2 separate regions of the Mus musculus genome follow, and region 1 is linked to region 2. A link is a loop called in an ENCODE intact Hi-C map of the cell type or tissue named here. Cell type or tissue: left cerebral cortex. All regions are shown on one strand. Each heading gives the region's core, and the rest is flanking DNA. Links, peaks and the distances in the headings are about the cores only.

What was found. A loop is a pair of places that touch in the nucleus more often than their neighbours do. Peaks named below come from ENCODE experiments on the same cell type or tissue, not always from the same donor. Only the 100,000 strongest peaks of a DNase experiment are listed, where the experiment ranks them.
Region 1: a loop joins it to region 2, with 2.0 times the contacts of the local background. A loop is called at or near these places in 2 of 42 quality-filtered maps.

Annotation. Positions count from the first base shown.
Region 1 is chr2:156,486,455-156,494,784 of GRCm38, forward strand. Epb41l1 (erythrocyte membrane protein band 4.1 like 1) reads left to right here. Exons shown (of 25, transcript NM_001368800.1): 3 at 7,450-7,640. The coding sequence starts at 7,464. Gm33977 (a long non-coding RNA gene) reads right to left here. Exons shown (of 3, transcript XR_375167.4): 2 at 8,223-8,295; 3 at 3,263-4,775. Among named protein-coding and RNA genes, the nearest start is that of Gm33977, 8.2 kb to the right of the region's middle. In left cerebral cortex, for the core only: no CTCF peak of the experiment used is centred there; DNase peaks (open chromatin) are centred at 1,911, 2,163, 4,008, 5,498 and 2 more places; H3K27ac peaks cover 2,614 bases.
Region 2 is chr2:156,377,815-156,386,144 of GRCm38, forward strand. It overlaps Gm14170 (a long non-coding RNA gene), which reads right to left. Exons shown (of 5, transcript XR_003954079.1): 3 at 2,211-2,344; 4 at 1,050-1,403; 5 at 331-622. Among named protein-coding and RNA genes, the nearest start is that of Norad, 11 kb to the right of the region's middle. In left cerebral cortex, for the core only: a CTCF peak has its summit at 3,680; DNase peaks (open chromatin) are centred at 2,335 and 3,715.

The DNA of each region.
Region 1 (8,330 bases), core at 222-8,221, 110 kb after region 2:
TGCAGCCTGGAAATCCTGGCCCTGGTACCTGGTCTGATCTTGGGTGGGAATCCTGGCCCTGGTACCGGCTGTCTGTCTGATCTCTGGTGGGTTGCTTAATCTTTCTGCTTCGTTCTTCCCATTTGGCACGTGGGGATCCCAAGAGTACCTATGACAGGCTCCTGTAGGGATTACCTGTGATGACTCCATAGATCAATACCTGGCACATGGCAAACTGTGAGTGTTTACTTTGTACAATATTAATTTTTTCTTAGAGTTTTGTTTTGAGGTAGTCTTATTATGCAGCCTAGGCTAGTCTTGAACTTCATATCTTCCTGCCTCAACCTCCCGAGCCCTGAGATTGTAGACACAAGTTACCACTCAGGGCTCTGTTTGACGTAGAGGTGGAGTCTTGAGGTTGTCCAGACTGGTCTTGAACTTGTTTTACCGTACACCTTGCTCAATGTTTATAGTGATTTATCAAAAATTGCGTGAAGGCCTGGCAGTGATGATGAATGAGACAGAAACCTCCATAGAGTTCATATTCCAGAGGAGAATAGAAATAAGTCAGTCAGTCAGTGAGTGTAGCTCAGTTGTGATGATGTCAAACAAACAAACAGACAAACAAACAAACAAACCACTGGAAAAACAGACAGACGAAAGTACTTGAATGAACACAAGCACAAACAAGTTGGCATGCTGTCACAATGGGAAGTTAGAGAGAGGGGCCCATGTTAGAAAGGGTAGACAGACAAAGGTGAAAGTTGTCATACCAGGAGAGGGGACAGAGTCACAGCTCATGAACAGGGAAGACAAAGTCCTGAGGCAGGGTCAAGCCTGCACAGTTGAAGCACAGGCAGAGGCTGCAAGGGGCAGGCTTACGTAGGCGAAGGCAGTGCTCGCTGGCAGGGGTAGGGGCAGATGCTGGAAAGATGGGCAGAGGCCACTACAGTGTAGTAGGGAGGGGGTGCCTTATTTTGATGGGAAGTCATTAGAGATGTTTTGGGGTTTGATATGTTGCCCAAGCTGGCCTTGAGTTAAGGGCCTCCTGCCTCAGCCTCCCGAGGGCTTTGATTACAGGCTTGTGCAGCCACATACCACTGGAGGTTATAATAAGGGCGTCCAACTTGATTCCTGCGAAGATGGCTGTGGTTGCTCTTGGAGAATCAGTCCTATGAATGACTTCGGGGAGGGAGACCCTGGATCAAGCAGGTTTGGACCCGGGCGGTAGCTAGGGGAGCTGAGAAATGAACATGGTATCTGATGACTGGATGCTGACTCGCTCACCCCAACCCTGGTTCGAAGGTTAACCAGATGTCAGTTGATTCATTTTAAAGAGCTGGTCCAGCCACCAGGCCATGGCTCAGTTGAGGAGCCGTCTCCCTGCAGGCCGTCCAGATGGGAAGCTTAGAGGACAAGAAGGCTGCTGAGTGGCCCTGGGGAGCCCCAGATGCTGACATCCTGCTGAGCCAACCCTAGCCCAGGCCACACAGGGCCCCTCTCTCCAGGCAGTGGTGGAATGGGCACCATTCACACTGACATTCTGGCTGACCTTTCTCTTCTCTAATCCTGTGTATTTGCCCTCCTCCTATGTCGGTGCCGCCAGCCTGGCCCTACCGGCTGGCCTTTGTCTTGTGGAGCCTTCTCTTTCTGCCTGTGTTTTAAGCAGACATGTCTGCACTCCTGGTCTGGGTGTTCACTGCTGTGCCAGGAGGGGGTCTGTGAATGATGGGAAGTCTTTAGCCTGGGCCTGGCCACATCGGTGCTCCCTAATGGGAGTCCAGTCCTTCCTTCTGTACCAGTTCCTGACACTTGTGACTCTCGAGAGGCTGCCTGCAGGACCCTGGCTCCTGCTGCTCTCCTGCCAGGCTGTAAGGAGCTTCCTTGCTATGTTTCTTGAGGAGTAAGAGCATCAGGGACTGGCCCTTTGCCCACAGGCTGACTCAGCCCAAGTGCCTCCTATTTCTAAATGTCTCAACTCCGTTCCTGCCCCCTACCCTAGAAGCCTGCTTTGGGTAAAAAGACCACATTGTGGATCAGCAGGTACCCAGACTCGTGTGCAAGGCTAAAACATACCCTGGGGGACCTAAATCCCTGCAGTGAGCTCCATGGGAACCAGCACATGGTTCCCCCAAGGGCCCTGACTGTACGCGGTCTGGCCTGGCCACCTAGCAGCTCTCGCAGTGTGTGCTGGCCTGAGCCTGAGCAAGAACCACATCCACGTGACATAGCCTGCTGTGTCAGAAGCCACAGTCTACTTCTTGGCTCCCTTTCTAGGGCCTGGTGAGAGACAATGCTGTTATCCTTGGGCTTGTCAAAGAAAGAGTCTTATTATACATTTCTAAAATGTTATTTTTATTTTTAATTAATACAGTTTTAAAATAGGCTTAAACAGGGTTTATTGAGCTCCTTCTCTTCCTTTTATCCGAAGCCACGAGCATCTGAAAAAAAAATTCCATTTTAGCATCTAGGGTTTATGTACGTGGATTTAGTTGTTTATTTGAGGCCAGGTCTTACTGTGCGCTCACTATGTAATACAGGCTGGCCTCGAACTCATAGCGAGCCTCTCCCACAGCTAGGAGAGCAGACATGAGCTCTCTTTCATACCTGGCTAGACTCAAGTTTTAAGGCGATTGTGTAAAGATCTGGGCCCTGCCATGGTGGGGACATGGTGGTACACACCTTTCCATCCCAGCACTTGGGAGGCAGAGGCAGGTTGGTTTCTGTGAATTCCAGGACAGCCTGGTCTACAAAGCAAGTTGTGGGCCAACCAGATGTAGAAGGAGATGGAGGTGGAGCAGAAAAGGAGAAGGAATAAAACAGAGGGAAACCCAGGAGGATCCGCGTCCTTTATCACCAGCCCGTGGCATGGCGGCATGTCCTTGGGACGGCGGGGGAAGAAGATCACTTGAGGCCAGGTGTTTGACTCAAGCCTGTCCTGTTCTGATACTTGGAGATAACGTAGCTGATACTCTGCTAAGATGTCCCTTGTAGATACCACTTGACTTTCCAGGATGTGGTGTCCTGACAAGCCTGCCCGCCGTAAGCTGAAATGAATGCATGCTTCATTATTGCCATTTTATTAGTAATATCCTATAGACAGTCAGGACTTCCCAAAGAGACACAGTGGAAGCACAGAACTAGAAGTAAGAAATCCTATTCTCAGAGAGCACGGCAAAGGATGCTGGGTTGTATTCTTGAGTATATTTGTTTTAAGAGTTAGGAACTACCAAGGACCTTGGCGTGAAAGTGAACCAGTCTGATTTGGCGTGGAGATTGCTCTGCTACTCAGGAAGAAAATAACAACCCCAAAATATTGTACTGAAATTTAAAATCCCCAGAAGCGGTGTGCCTGAGTTTTCAAATATAGAAGCCTCAGGATTTTAATAAGTTTATTTGTACAGAATGCGGTCTAGGTGATTTTAATATGCAGTCTTGGAACATACCCACCAAAGGAAATATAATTGCTGCTCATATATGGAGAAATGCGAATGTCGTGGTGATTGGAACAAGAATAAGTGGCTGACACATGTGGGAAATGTAGGACGGGAGCAGAATGTTTTCGTGGAAGTCACACAGGGCTTTTGTTTGTCTTTGGTGACCTAAGAGATTCCACCCTGTCTTCCATAGGTCCATTCTTACCCCCACACCAACATTACGTATTACCACAATGGTATCTGTCGAGTACTGTTCAGTTCTATTTTCCAGTAGATGTGACCCTTAGCCCTGGAAGGAACACCACAGTGTTCAGAGCACAGTGGTAAAAGGCCAAGGGGGAAAGCCAACATGGAATCAGGACAGATGACGCTTGCCAGAACCGTGCAGGGAGAGGAAGGTTCTGCGAGGCTGGAAGGGTGTGTGGATGCTTTGGCGGGGAGACGGCTGGGAAAGGCTTCTTGGAAGCAGGAAGAGTTAAGCCACATATTCAGGAAAGGATGTGGAGTAGGCAGAGCACTTGAGGATGCAGGCTGTGCCGCACACACCGTGAACCTCGGCATGTATCTAGGAGCAAGGCAATTCCCTTGTTTACCTTGTGCAGGCGCGTTATGTAAGGAGACAGTTGAAGACTCATGGGGAGTGCTGAGACGGATGTAATGAGAGAGTCCAAATAAAGGAGTTTGAAATTTTAATGCAGGAAATGATGAGCTGTCAGATTTCAGCTGGAAGGTGGGGATGGGACCGGCAACGGCGAGTCTAGGCAAGCTGAAGTGTTTCTATTCCTGGGCTGAAGCTTTGAATGCTGGCAGTTCTTCTTTTAATGGGGGCTGTGGGGTCCTCAGCATTTATTTACCTAGCTGTTCATATTTTAATGCTTTTATTAGCATATATTAAGTTACACAGTGACAGGTTTTCTGGTTTCACATTGTCATAAGGATCTGTGTGTTTACTAAGATGGGGTCCGATGTGTGGATCGTTGACTTCGTGCCCATTCGCTCAACCGCTTGCTGTGATTTTTGCATGCATTTCTCCTTCTTTCGAGAGGATACGCCTGTATCTATGCATCCAGGCCCCTGGCCGTGGCCTCACTGGAGTTCCTTGGTGTTCCCCCTGGGCCTGAGCTCTTTCTCCTGTGAGGAGGTTATGTTGGGCTTTTTGCTGGGGGTAGTCGAGTGCAGGAGAGAGAAGATGGGCCTGCCGTTCAGATCCGGAGAGCTAGGCCACAAGTGGGGAGGAGAGCAGACTGAAGAAGCTAAGGGGCACGTTTTTGAAGATGTGACTCAAGTCTTACCTGTGACAGAAGTGGGGTAGAGTATTTCTCAGGTGGTGTCCAGTTTAGCACTGGCTTACCAGAGGATCTGCAGGAAAATTTGGAATAGTCACTTGAAATTCCTCTCCTAGCTATTTCCAGGGAGCTACAGGTTGAGGAAAGAGTTCCAAGAGTCTGGGCTGAAGCCAAACAGAGGACCCAGGAAGGGGATTTGTGGATGTACCCCATACCCCAGGGGCTGCCTGGACACCAGGGTCGTGTAAATTCTGCTTGCCACAGCCCAAAGTGTCTACATATATGCTGTTGGATTTTTAAAATAATATAAAGTATTTGTTTTATGACATGTATATTTGCTCTCTCTCTCTCTCTCTCTCTCTCTCTCTCTCTGTGTGTGTGTGTTAGTGTTGGTGATGGTATAGGCTCTAAGAGGGAGCTGGATGTCCTCCCTCCCACCCTGCAGCTGGAGTTCCAGGTCGTTCTGAGCTCCCTGGTGTGGGTGCTGGGAATTGAACTTCGGTCCTTTGCAAGAATAGCAGGTGCTCTTAACCACTGGGCTCTCTCGCCACCCATCTTTGGATGTTTTTAAACACAAAACTATGTAAAGAGCTTTTACCCATTGACCCCACCAGACCAGGACTGGCAACCCTCAGGGCTGAAGGAAGGAAGGTCCTGGGCTCAGCAGGCAGGACTGTGACCCTGCATGGGCTTGAACTCCCTCAGAGCAGCTGTTATGTTTGTTGTGTCCGGAGCTCACGTGCTTGGTGGAGTTTGTCTTTATGGAACTGGCTTGAAGTTGCCTCCCTGCTCCTTAAGATCAGAGTAAAGGCGGGAAGAGAGCTACCCTGAGTGAATCAGTGCAGCCCCGCCCTCCTCCTCCCCATCTGGCTGTTCAACAGCAGCAATGGGGACATGCAGGCCTCCTGCTTCAGCTCTCAAGGACTTCCATGTGGGCTCTGTGGGTGGAGGACACCGGTGACCTCTTCATGGCCCTGGGCTCACCTGTAGTCTGCCTAGTACCCTTTGCTTTGGGCCTGTCCTGTGCCCATGGGAATGCAGAGAGGACTATGCCAGGACCTGGGTTTGAGGCCCTGGGATCCACCCCTACCCCCTCCACACATTTGAATACATAAATAAATTAAATGTTTTGTTTGATGTGGTTTGGTCCTGATTTTTTTTTTGAGACAGGTCTCATTTTGTAGCCTAGGCTGCCCTCAAACTTGTGATAATCCTCCTGCCTCAGCTTCCCAAGTGCTGATGATATAGGTGTGAGAGCCCCCCCCCCACCCCTGGCATAGATAAATAAATAGAAGTGTGAGCCCTGGAGCAGGTGGGTGTTGGATGCCTGTCTCTCGGAGGCCTCTCATGGTGGAGGGTTGAGGATAAGTCCCCCCCCCCCCCGCCCCCAGGTCTTGTGTGAGTGTTGCTCATATGACACAGGGGACTTAGACCAAAGAGGGATGCTTCCTGCCCAGTTCTCTTACTCTGGGCATGGTCGGGGAAGGGGTGCTTTTGGCTTTGAAACAAAACAACCTTACAAGGTAATATACTTCTTGCCCATACTCACGTGTTGGTTGTGATGGCACCTGCCTGTAATCTCAGCTGAGGGTGGGGGTGGGGCTGAGACTGAAGGATCAAGACTTCAAGCTTCGGGTGCTGGGTTAGCTCAGTGGATAAAGGTGCATTTAGCACAGGTTGGATCCCCAGAACCAATCATGGAAGAGAGAACCAAGTTCCTCTGCATGTGTGCATGTGCATACAAACCACAACAACAATAAAAAATTTAAAAATAGTTTAGTGCAGCATGGACTACATAGTGCATTCAAGGCTAGCTCGGCTGGGCTGTATGCTGAGACCTTGTCTCAAAACCAAAAAGGAACCAAGTAACTCCAAGGCACCTGGAGTAAGCCTGAAGCTTCCCTCTCATCCATCCCATCCCTAAGGTCGTCTAATGTTCCTAACTTCTCTTCATGGTGGCGAGTCTCGTTTATAATCCTTACAACATGAATAAAACATGAAGCTGTGCCGCTGAAGTTGCTGTCTGTTGGAGCTGGCTAATTCCAACAGAATAGCCGGACAGCACCTTCCTGGCCTGGTCTGGCATCTCATTTAATGTTGCAGAGGGGAAATCTGTCCCAGAGATTTCCCCCAAGTCCCTCAGCTTGGGGATGAGTCCCAGAGAGGTGAGGTGGTACATTTGTGGCAGACAGCCCAAGCCCTGCTACCCTGACCACTCCCACGGGCAGCAAGGAGTATTTTCTACTGGTGCCTATCTGTGTTGATCCAGGGGGCACCATCTTGACATCATTCTGTGAAGCTGGGGCTGGTGTGTGCGTGTGTGTGTGTGCATGTGTGTGTGTGTATGTTAGAGTTACTGCAGCTTGGGAAGTGAGGGAGCTGCCTAAACTCACAAACACAGGTCAGGAATCCAAGGCTTTCTCAGTTTGTGTTCAGTGCCGTACATCCGCTGAGGGGCTGTTATAGTCTAGGTGTAGTGGGACAGTCAGCCCGTCCAGGGCCTTGCTGGCATCTGGTGCAGAGCGCAGGACCCTAGAGACTCCCTCATCATCCTTAGGAAGGGTCTGGACGCACAGGGAAGGAGGCCCTCACACTCTCATTCTTCCTTGTCCCTCTGTCCCTCTGTCTTCCACCCCTGCCTTCTGTCTGGTTCTCTGTCCCCACAGAGCATGCAAGCAGTTCCTGCCCCCTTGTTGTCACATTATCATCCTTCCCCCTGTCACATGCTCTCCTTCATTCCAATGCAGGCGTGCTGGTCACCATGACAACAGAGACAGGTCCCGATTCTGAGGTGAAGAAGGCTCAGGAGGAGACTCCACAGCAGCCCGAGGCTGCCGCAGCTGTGACCACCCCGGTGACCCCCGCGGGCCACAGCCACCCAGAGACCAATTCCAATGAGAAGCATCTGACCCAGCAGGACACGAGGCCTGCTGAACAGGTATGTACTGGGCCTGGGACATCCCTCTTCCCTCCCCACTCGTCCTCTTGGTCTGGGTTTTAGGGTCCTGGTATTTCCTTAGCTGGAAAGGAAGGATGCAGATTCGTTCATGACCTGTTACACACTGAACTCTGGGCTGGGGCATGCTGGCCATTTTATATTTAATTCCCCAGTCCCAAGAGGGGAGGTTTCATCTCCCCCATTTTATGCTGAGAAGATCTGTGGCTTAGTGCAGTGAATCTTGCACCCAAAGCCACATACAAAGCTAGAGGTGGAGGTGAGAGCCAGAACACAGTCCTTTCCACGTTCGTCTCCTGCCCTCTGCTCAAGCTTGGCAAACCCAGCAAGACCTTGACAAAACTCATCCCCCGAGAACTACAGAAGCCTGTGGGAGGGGCTCACTGAGCCCCCCTCTTACGACTCCCTAATTCGTAACAGGCACAGGGAGGCAAGGGCTTGGCCACACTCACGGAGGGAGCCAGCTCTTCCCTTCATTGTGATCACCACAGCTCCCGTCTTACGTTAGACCTAGTGACACGTAAGGTGGGAGAGACCAGACAGATGTCCTGATGAGTCACTCACTGTTCTAGGGAGAGGGACAAGGCAGTTCTCTGGGCTGCTTCTATCTGCAGAGGCTGTCCACGGTAGCAGTAGCCTGCAGGAAGACACAAACTCACGTGAGCTGAGGCT
Region 2 (8,330 bases), core at 143-8,142:
GCTGGCTTCTGCCAGCTCTTCCCCATTGGACTGCTGAGGTGATACATGTATAAGAAGGTAAAGTTTTTCTTCATCAGGACATTTGGGTCCTACTTCTTGGGTAGTGAGAGAAAAGCTTCCAGAATGTTCTTCCACACATTCTCTGCGGCAACAATCTGATGAGAAATGGTAGCACACAGCTAATCACCAAACTTAGGAGGCCTCACTGGACAATATAGAGACCCTGGCTCAAAAATCAAAATGAGGAAAGGATAGCCAGGGATAAGGGCAGGAGAGAAGAGGTTAAAGAGAGGAGAGAGACATGCAGGGCATGGGGTGGGGTGGGGTGGGGGTGGGGAGAAGCTAGACAAGGAAGGGGGTAAGCTAGACAAGGAAGGGCATCCTGGGGTAAGGTTAAGGCCCTGAGTGAGGAGAAGCCATAGGTGGGCTTCAGAAACTCACAGAGTGGAATACAGTTCTCCGAGTCCCCAGAGCAGTCACAGGGATTTAGAGAGAAGAAATCTGCAGAGGTAGGCGTCCTCTCCACAGCCAGCAGGGAGCTCCCGTGTGGCTACTCCTATGAACTCAGTGACCAAGCATGCATGGCTGGGTCAGTGTGAGCCTTCTGCTCTCCCGCACCATCCTAAGATCAAACACAACGGAAGTGCTTGCTGCACTGCAGAGGTGGTTAGTACCATTTAACAAGGAGCCCTATCAACCAGGGACGGCTTCCCTCGATAACGGGACCAGACCTCAGAGCTGAGCCTGACAAGCATCTGCAATAAGAGCCATCAGCAAATGATTTGCGGGGCAGGGGGCCAAGCTGGTATCTCAGCACATCCTACAGTCTTCTCTAATGACCTGGCTGATGTCAACATTAAGGAGCAGCCTGGCAGGTGGAGGTCAGAGGGTCACTCACCCGTTGGCAGACAAGGGGAGAGGGTACTGCCTAAAACATTGGTGGGGAAGGGGGTGGGCCAGTCAGGGTAGGACAACTTCTGAGCTTCTGAGCTGAGGGATACAGAAAGGATCAGTTCCCAAGCCTCTGCCTCCCTACCCCCAGCCCTTACCTGAAGCAATGCCGATCCGGGGTCAGCATCACTCAGGAGAGTTCGTTCAGAAGGTAGATATGATTCCCCATGGCACAAGTGTTAGCAAAAGAGGATGGCTTCACATTGCAGAGGCCTGACAGACGCAGACCCGAGCACAGGTCTGAAGTTCCAGGAAGCCTACAGTTCTGTTTCTGAGAAAAGGGAAGGTGCTGGGCCAGGTGGAATATCACCGTACCTGAAGAGGCTCACAGGTCTGAGGCTGCCCCGAGACGCTGTCTCAAAAATAAATAAAAGACAAACTGCAGGAGAAGGTTCTGGGCTCAGGCATGAGTGTGTGTGGTACCGTGCAGAGGTGTTCTGGTCGGATTCCCACTATAATGAAACATCCCAGGTTGAATTAGAACAAAAAGTCTTTTATTTTGTTCATGGTATTCAAAGCTGAAAGTCGCAGTAGCATGCTGTCAGCCCTATTGACGGTCCTCTGTGGCTGCTCACATGACAGCTAACATTGTCACAGTGGGAATCTAAGAGGGAGGTCACACAGTGAGACAGGCCAGGCCAGACTTGGCCTTTTATGATATTTGGTCTTGAAAGAACAACCAGGCCTCATGAAAGCTACCCTAGTGCCAAGTGTGGTAGCATACACTTTTAACCCAGCCCTGGGGAGGCAGAGGCAGGTGGATTGTTGTGAGTTCCAGGCCAGCCAGGGCTATACTGTGAGACCGATCCACCTTAATCTCTTGAGGGTAGAATCTGCCCACATAATCCAAGGGCCTCCCACCTCTTGATTATTTTGGGACAGGGCAGCCTGGGCTGGAAACTCACTGTGAACCAAGGATGCCCTTCAATTCTGCTCTTCTTGCCTTCACTTGAGTGCTGGGACTACGGGCCTGTGCCGACATGCTTAGTTGTATGCGATGCTAGTGACCTGACCTGGGGCTGTGGGCTAGGCAAGCACCCTACCGCTGAGCTACACCCCCATTCCATAGGTCCCACTTGGCTCTTACCATTGCCACACTAGGGCGGGGCTTCTAACACATGAGCCCATGGGGACTCAGGCTAAACCAGAGCACAAGGCTGACACTTGTTTTTAAATTATAGCCTATTAACCAGGAGGCATTATTCAATTTGTTAGAGAGAGAGAGCCTGAGGCCCAGGAAGGCAAAAGCTTTGTCTCACCCCGCTTGCCTGTTGCGTGGCTGATCCAGGCAGCCTGTGTGCGTGCCTTTCCACATGCTGCCCACTCCTGGTTAGTCACTTCGGAGTGTGTGCACTGCTACGCCACTGTTACTCATCTCTCCCCAGCGAGCCACCTGTTTTGTGGAGAGAAATTCTGTGTACCCAAGCCTCGAGACTGCACGAGACAGAACACACTCGCCCTCCGCCATGATCTCCCATATGTAAGTAGGCACACCCAGCCAAAAATAGAGCCCCCTGGCAGTCAAAGCTTCCACTGTTTGGAGGAAATGGGAAAACCCACTGGAGAAACAAACAGAGGGAGTGTTGCCAGTGTTTATTATAGGAAGAGTCTTAAGAGCCCGCTTGGAGTTGGAAGCAAACACATTTGGTACCGCTCTAGTCCTCATTGTGAGGGGAGGGGTAATCTCACCTTCCGGTCCTGGGAACCTGGGGGCACCTGTGAGGCGGGGAGCTTTGGGACAGCCCAGGTCACTTTGCCCTGGTGCACCTTGTTGCCACGTCTTTAACAAGGAACTTAGTTGCAGGCCTGTCACTGGGACTATAGGATGATCACAGTTTCTAGTGGCCAAGGAGTGGGAACAAAGCTGGAAGAGTGAGGTATTCATAGGTGCTACAGAGTTGTGACCATTGGGAATCAACATGGGAGAAGGAGAGAGCTGGGGGCAGCGAGAGGAGACAGCACTATGGGACCTTTCCTTTCTAGGGCTCATTACTCTCCCCTGTCAAGGCGGACCCCTGTCTCATGTCCTACTTTGTATTCTGTTGCTAGGAGGAAACCCTCTGCTCAAAACCAAGTTGAAAAGGGTTCATTTTAGCTTCCTGGCCATCGTCAAGGGAAGCCAGGGCCAGAGCTGGGGGTAAGAAGTAAAGCAGGGGCTGTGGAGGAACACTGCTTACTGGATTGCTCAGCTTGCTTTTGTATATAACTGGGAGCAGGAGTGACACCGCCCACAGTGGGCAGGGCCTCCTACATCAATCAAGAACACCCCACAGAATTGCTACAGGACGACTGAGGGAGGCAATTCTTCAGATGAAGCGTCCTTTTCTCAGGCGACTCTACTTTGTGTCAAGTTGACAGCTGAGGCTAACCATGACATTTTCTTGGCCCCACTTATGTTCTTACCTACCCCCTTCCCCCCACACAAATCAAGATGAGAGCAGCCTGAGAATGAAGTGGCCTGAGGGCTAGAGACTAGAATTGTTTCTTGATTTAACTGTTTCCCATTGTCTTGTGTTATGTAATCCAATCTCCTTTTCTTGGGGATTAATACATTCCTTGACCTATTTTTAAGTTACATAGAAAAAGACACCATATTTTGAGAAAATAGAACTAAATGGGTGACTGAAAAGATGGCTCAGTGGCTAACACAATTACGGCTAACAGTCCCTAGAACTGACTGCACTAAGAGGCCATGGCTGCCTCTCTCCAGTTGCAGCCTGGGAAGGCAGACACTGCTAATCCCCATATGGGGGAGCTCTGGGTTTGATTGAGAAATTCCCGCCTCAGTGAGCTAAGAGGACAATGGAACATGATTCCAGTATCAGCCTTGGGCCTCTGCATGCCCTGCACAGCCTGTACATGCCATGCAGAGATACATGCATGCAGACACATGCATGCAGCACATCTTGCACGCATACTTCATACATACATATATTTACAACAGAGAGAATGACGGGAAAAGAGAAAATAACAACTGGCAAACCTGGGTGCGAGGTGTTCAGGAGTTCTTTGAACCAGCTCAAAGGTTATTTTAAATTATAAATGGAGGCCGGGCGTGGTGGTGCATGCCTTTAATCCCAGCACTCAGGAGGCAGAGGCAGTTGGATTTCTGAGTTCGAGGCCAGCCTGGTCTACAAAGTGAGTTCCAGGACAGTCAGGGCTATATAGAGAAACCCTGTCTCGAAAAACCAAAAAAAAAAAAAAAAAAAAAACCAAAAAAATTATAAATGGAAACCACATAAAACTCATAGTCTTAACTGTATGTATTTAAAATAAGGTCTTACCGTGTAGTTCAGTGACCTCTGACTCAAGGTCCTCCTGCCTCAGCCTCCCTTGTACTAGGATCACAGGCATGGGTCACTACACCCAGTGTCAACTTAACTATTTTAAGTGTACACTGGCAGTAAGTACACTCAATCACTTCAAAAACAAAACAAAAGCAAAAACAATAAAAAACAAAAACAAATAGACAAAAACAAAATAAAACCCAAACACCAAAACACTCTAATGGTGACTACACACCATTATATAATTGTCCAGTCCCACAGGCTGGGATGTACAGTACAATGGCCACTCCTAACATAAGGCATGGACTCTGGTGTGGATAATTTATCCTCTATAAAACTGTCCCATCTGGTGAGGGATGCTGATGGTAGGGTATGGTGGTTTGAGTGAAAATGGCCCCCACAGGCTCATAGAGAGTGGCACTATTGGGAGATGTGGGCTTGTTGGAGAAAGCATGTCATTGGGAGGTAGGCTTTGGGTCCATTGGCACTCTCTCTTCCTGCTCCTACTCCAGCACAATATCTGCCTGTGTGCCACCATGGGTTCCCATCATGCCTATAGTGGACTATAGCTCTGAAACAACAAGCCAGCCCCAGTTAAACATTTTCCTTTTTAAGACTTGCCGTGGCCATGGTGTCTCTCCGTCTTCACAGCAATGAAACCCTTACTAAGAAGTTGGTACCAGGAGTGGGGTATCGCTGGGATAGACCTGACTCTACTTTTGTTTGGAGGAATGTGGACTTTGGGATTTTGGATTAGAAAAGTAATCAAATGCTTTAAGCAGGCCTTAATGGGTCACACTAGTAGGAACATAGAAGACAGTGGTGCGGAGGTTGATTTGAACTGTGTAGGACTGGCTCAAGAGGTTTTAGAGGAGAATAATTTTAGTATGTGGCCTAGACTATTCTTCTTTTGGCAAAGAATGTGTCTGCTTTCTGCCCTTGTCTCCTCCCCAAAAATCTGCCTGAAGTTAAATTGAAGAGTTATTAACAGCTTCAGTAGAGATTTCAAAACAGCCTAGTCTTGACTGTGTTGTATGGTTATTAGTAGTAGATCTAAAATGAAAAGGAGCAAGATAAGCAAGGAAAAATACAAAATGTACAGTTTGTAGATAAAAGTGAAAGTGCTAAGTGGGATAAAGGGAGTGGTGACCTCAGAGCCAGACCCCACCCAACATATGACAAGGAATTAAAGAAAAGCTTAGGGCTGAGTCCTGTGGTTTGGACCTTTAATCTCAGCACTCCAGAGGCAGAGGTAGGCAGTTTGAGGCCAGTCTGGTCTGCAGAGTGAGTTTCAGGAGAGCCAACTATAGACAGGGAAGGAAACCATTAAAAACAAAAAACTGACCCGGGTGTGGTGGCGCACGGCTTTAATCCCAGCACTTGGGAGGCAGAGGCAGGCGAATTTCTGAGTTCGAGGTCAGCCTGGTCTACAGAGTGAGTTCCAGGACAGCCAGGGCTGCAGAGAAACCCTGTCTTGAAAAAAACAAAAATCAAAAAACAAAAAAACAAGCAAAAAACCCAAACAAACAAAAAAGCTGGTGCAGAACTTATTATATATATAAATTGAACAAGGGAGCTAAGGGAGCTATGTCAGGCCCCAGCAAGCAGCAGAACTTGGCAGCTTTGGCCCTGTGGTTCTGGCTTTAGAGTCAAGGATAGAAGAAAGGGGTTCCGGAATCCCCCTCCATGACTAAGGAAAAACTCTGAGGTCAGGAGTGTGTTGGGGGTGCCTGTGCATGGAAGCCTAGTGAGGCCATTGTGTAGAGCCTCAGAGGTGAAGCCTGGATTGTATGGGAGACCCAAAGAGGTGGGAGATGCCAGAATCGTGGGACACCTGCTGAGGAAAGCTGCTAACAGGGAGTGACACCAGCCCAAGGGAGAAGCGTGCTGCAGTCAGCCAAGCTGAAAGGAATCAGAGATCTGAAGAGCCTTTTGACATCAGACATGGAGATGCAGAGCTTGGAGTTTGTCTCGCTGGCTTTTTGTCTTGCTTTGATCCAGTATTTCCTCACTGTCCTGCCTTCCCTCCATTTTGGAATAGTAATGTATAGCCTGTGCCATTATATGTTGGAAGTATGTACTTTTTGATTTTGATTTTATATAGGGCGTTACAGTCAAGAGATTGTGTCAGTCTCAGAAGAAACTTGGGGTTTTTAAATGGTGTTAAGACTGATAGACTATGGGGAATCTTGAAGTTAGACTGAATGCTTTTTGCACTATGATATGGCTACAGGTCTATCTGGGCTAGGGAGGAGAATGTGGTGGTTTGAAAGAAATGGCCCTGCAGGCTCAAAGGGAGTGGCACTATTGGGAGGTGTGTCTTTGTTGGAGGAGGGGTTTCAGAAGCCCAGACCAAGCTGAGTGGCCTGCTTTCCTCCTTGCTGGCTGTAGATCTAGTTGTAGAACTCTGAGCTCCTTCAGCACCTTTGTCTACCTGTATGCTCCCACGATGATGATAATGGACTAAACTTTTGAGACAGTAAGCCAGCCCCAATTAAATACTTTACAAGAGTTGCCATGGCCACAGTATGCTGTTCACAGCAATAAAACCATAGCTAAGATATGGGGGAAGCCAGATACAGGCAAGGGCAAGGAGAGCATGGCAAATCTCTATACCTTCCACTCAGTTTTGCTGTGAACTAAAACTGTTTTTGTTTTTTTACTTTTTTAAGCATTTGGTAACTGTGGCCTCAATATCTAAATAAATAAGTCAGACCTGTAGTTATAATATAAAAATGTTGCTAGGCGGAGGTGGTATCACACACCTTTAATCCCAGCACTTGGGAGGCAGAGGCAGGTGGATTTCTGAGTTCAAGGCCAGCCTGGTCTACAGAGTGAGTTTCAGGACAGCCAGGGCTACACAGAGAAACCCTGTCTTGAAAAAACAAAACCTAAAAAATCTATAGACAAAAATAGATTTTTGTGTGTGTGTGTGGCAAGACTTGTTCTGAGGCCTAGAGAGCCTAGAGGTTAAGAGCCCTTGATGCTTCTCTGGAGGGCCAGGTTTGGTCCCCACACCCACATCAGGTGGCTCACACATTTACAACCCCAGCTCCAGGGATTCTGATGCTGTCTCCTGGCTTCTACAGGCACCTACACACACATGAACTGCACACATGTGGACTGCACACACATGGGCTGGACACACGTGGTGCACATAGATCCATTTCCTTGTCACAGCTTTGGTTACTCCTGTATAACATCTCTCAGTCTTGTTTTGACGTCTATGTCCCCAATACTTTTGGAGATTACAGGGCAGTTACTTTGAGGTATGTCCTTTGACTTGGGTTTATATGGTATTCTTCTGTGATTAGATTTAGTGTCTCCATTTGGCAGGTAGGAAACCCAAGAGTGGCATTTTGTGTTGTCCCTGCTCCCCCCACCTTGTGCCACCACACCATGTTCCTGCTGGCTGCTGAACTTAGGCTTATGTGTGTTAGATAAGCATTCTGCCACTGAGCGACATCCTGAGTTCCCTTACTTTTCATTTTGAGACAAGGTTAGCTAGGCTAGGCTCAAACTTAAAAACCTCCTACCTCTGCCTCCTGGGCAGCTGGGATTGGAGGCACCATTTGGTTGCTAGGAAACAGGGTTTCAGTCTTCCTCTTCTGGTAATAGCAGCTTGCCATAGTCACTCTTCTGTCCTGGAACTCACTCTGTAGACCAGGCTGGCCTTGAACTCAGAAATCTGCCTGCCTCTGCCTCCCAAGTGCCAGGATTAAAGGCGTGTGCCACTACTGCCTGGCTGTCACTCTTCTCTTTTTACTAAAATAAAACAGAACAAAACCCCATGTGACATTATCATTTAGGTCTGCGATATGGAAGTGTTATGGTTCAGTAGTATGAAGTACATTCATGTTGTTGTGCAAAGAGCTCCAGAATTTTATCTAAAAAATGTGGAACTCCATGCTCATCACAGGCAGACATGCATATTGCATACAGGAAAAATGCTTAAAAATAACAGATTCAAAAAGAAAAAAGAAAAGAAAAAAAAGTTTCCACTTTCTCAGGAGTGGAGGTAACCTCACTGCGACGTCTGTCACTCCATCCATGACCAAAGCTGATTCAGCTGACTTGGTTCTGTGTTCCTGC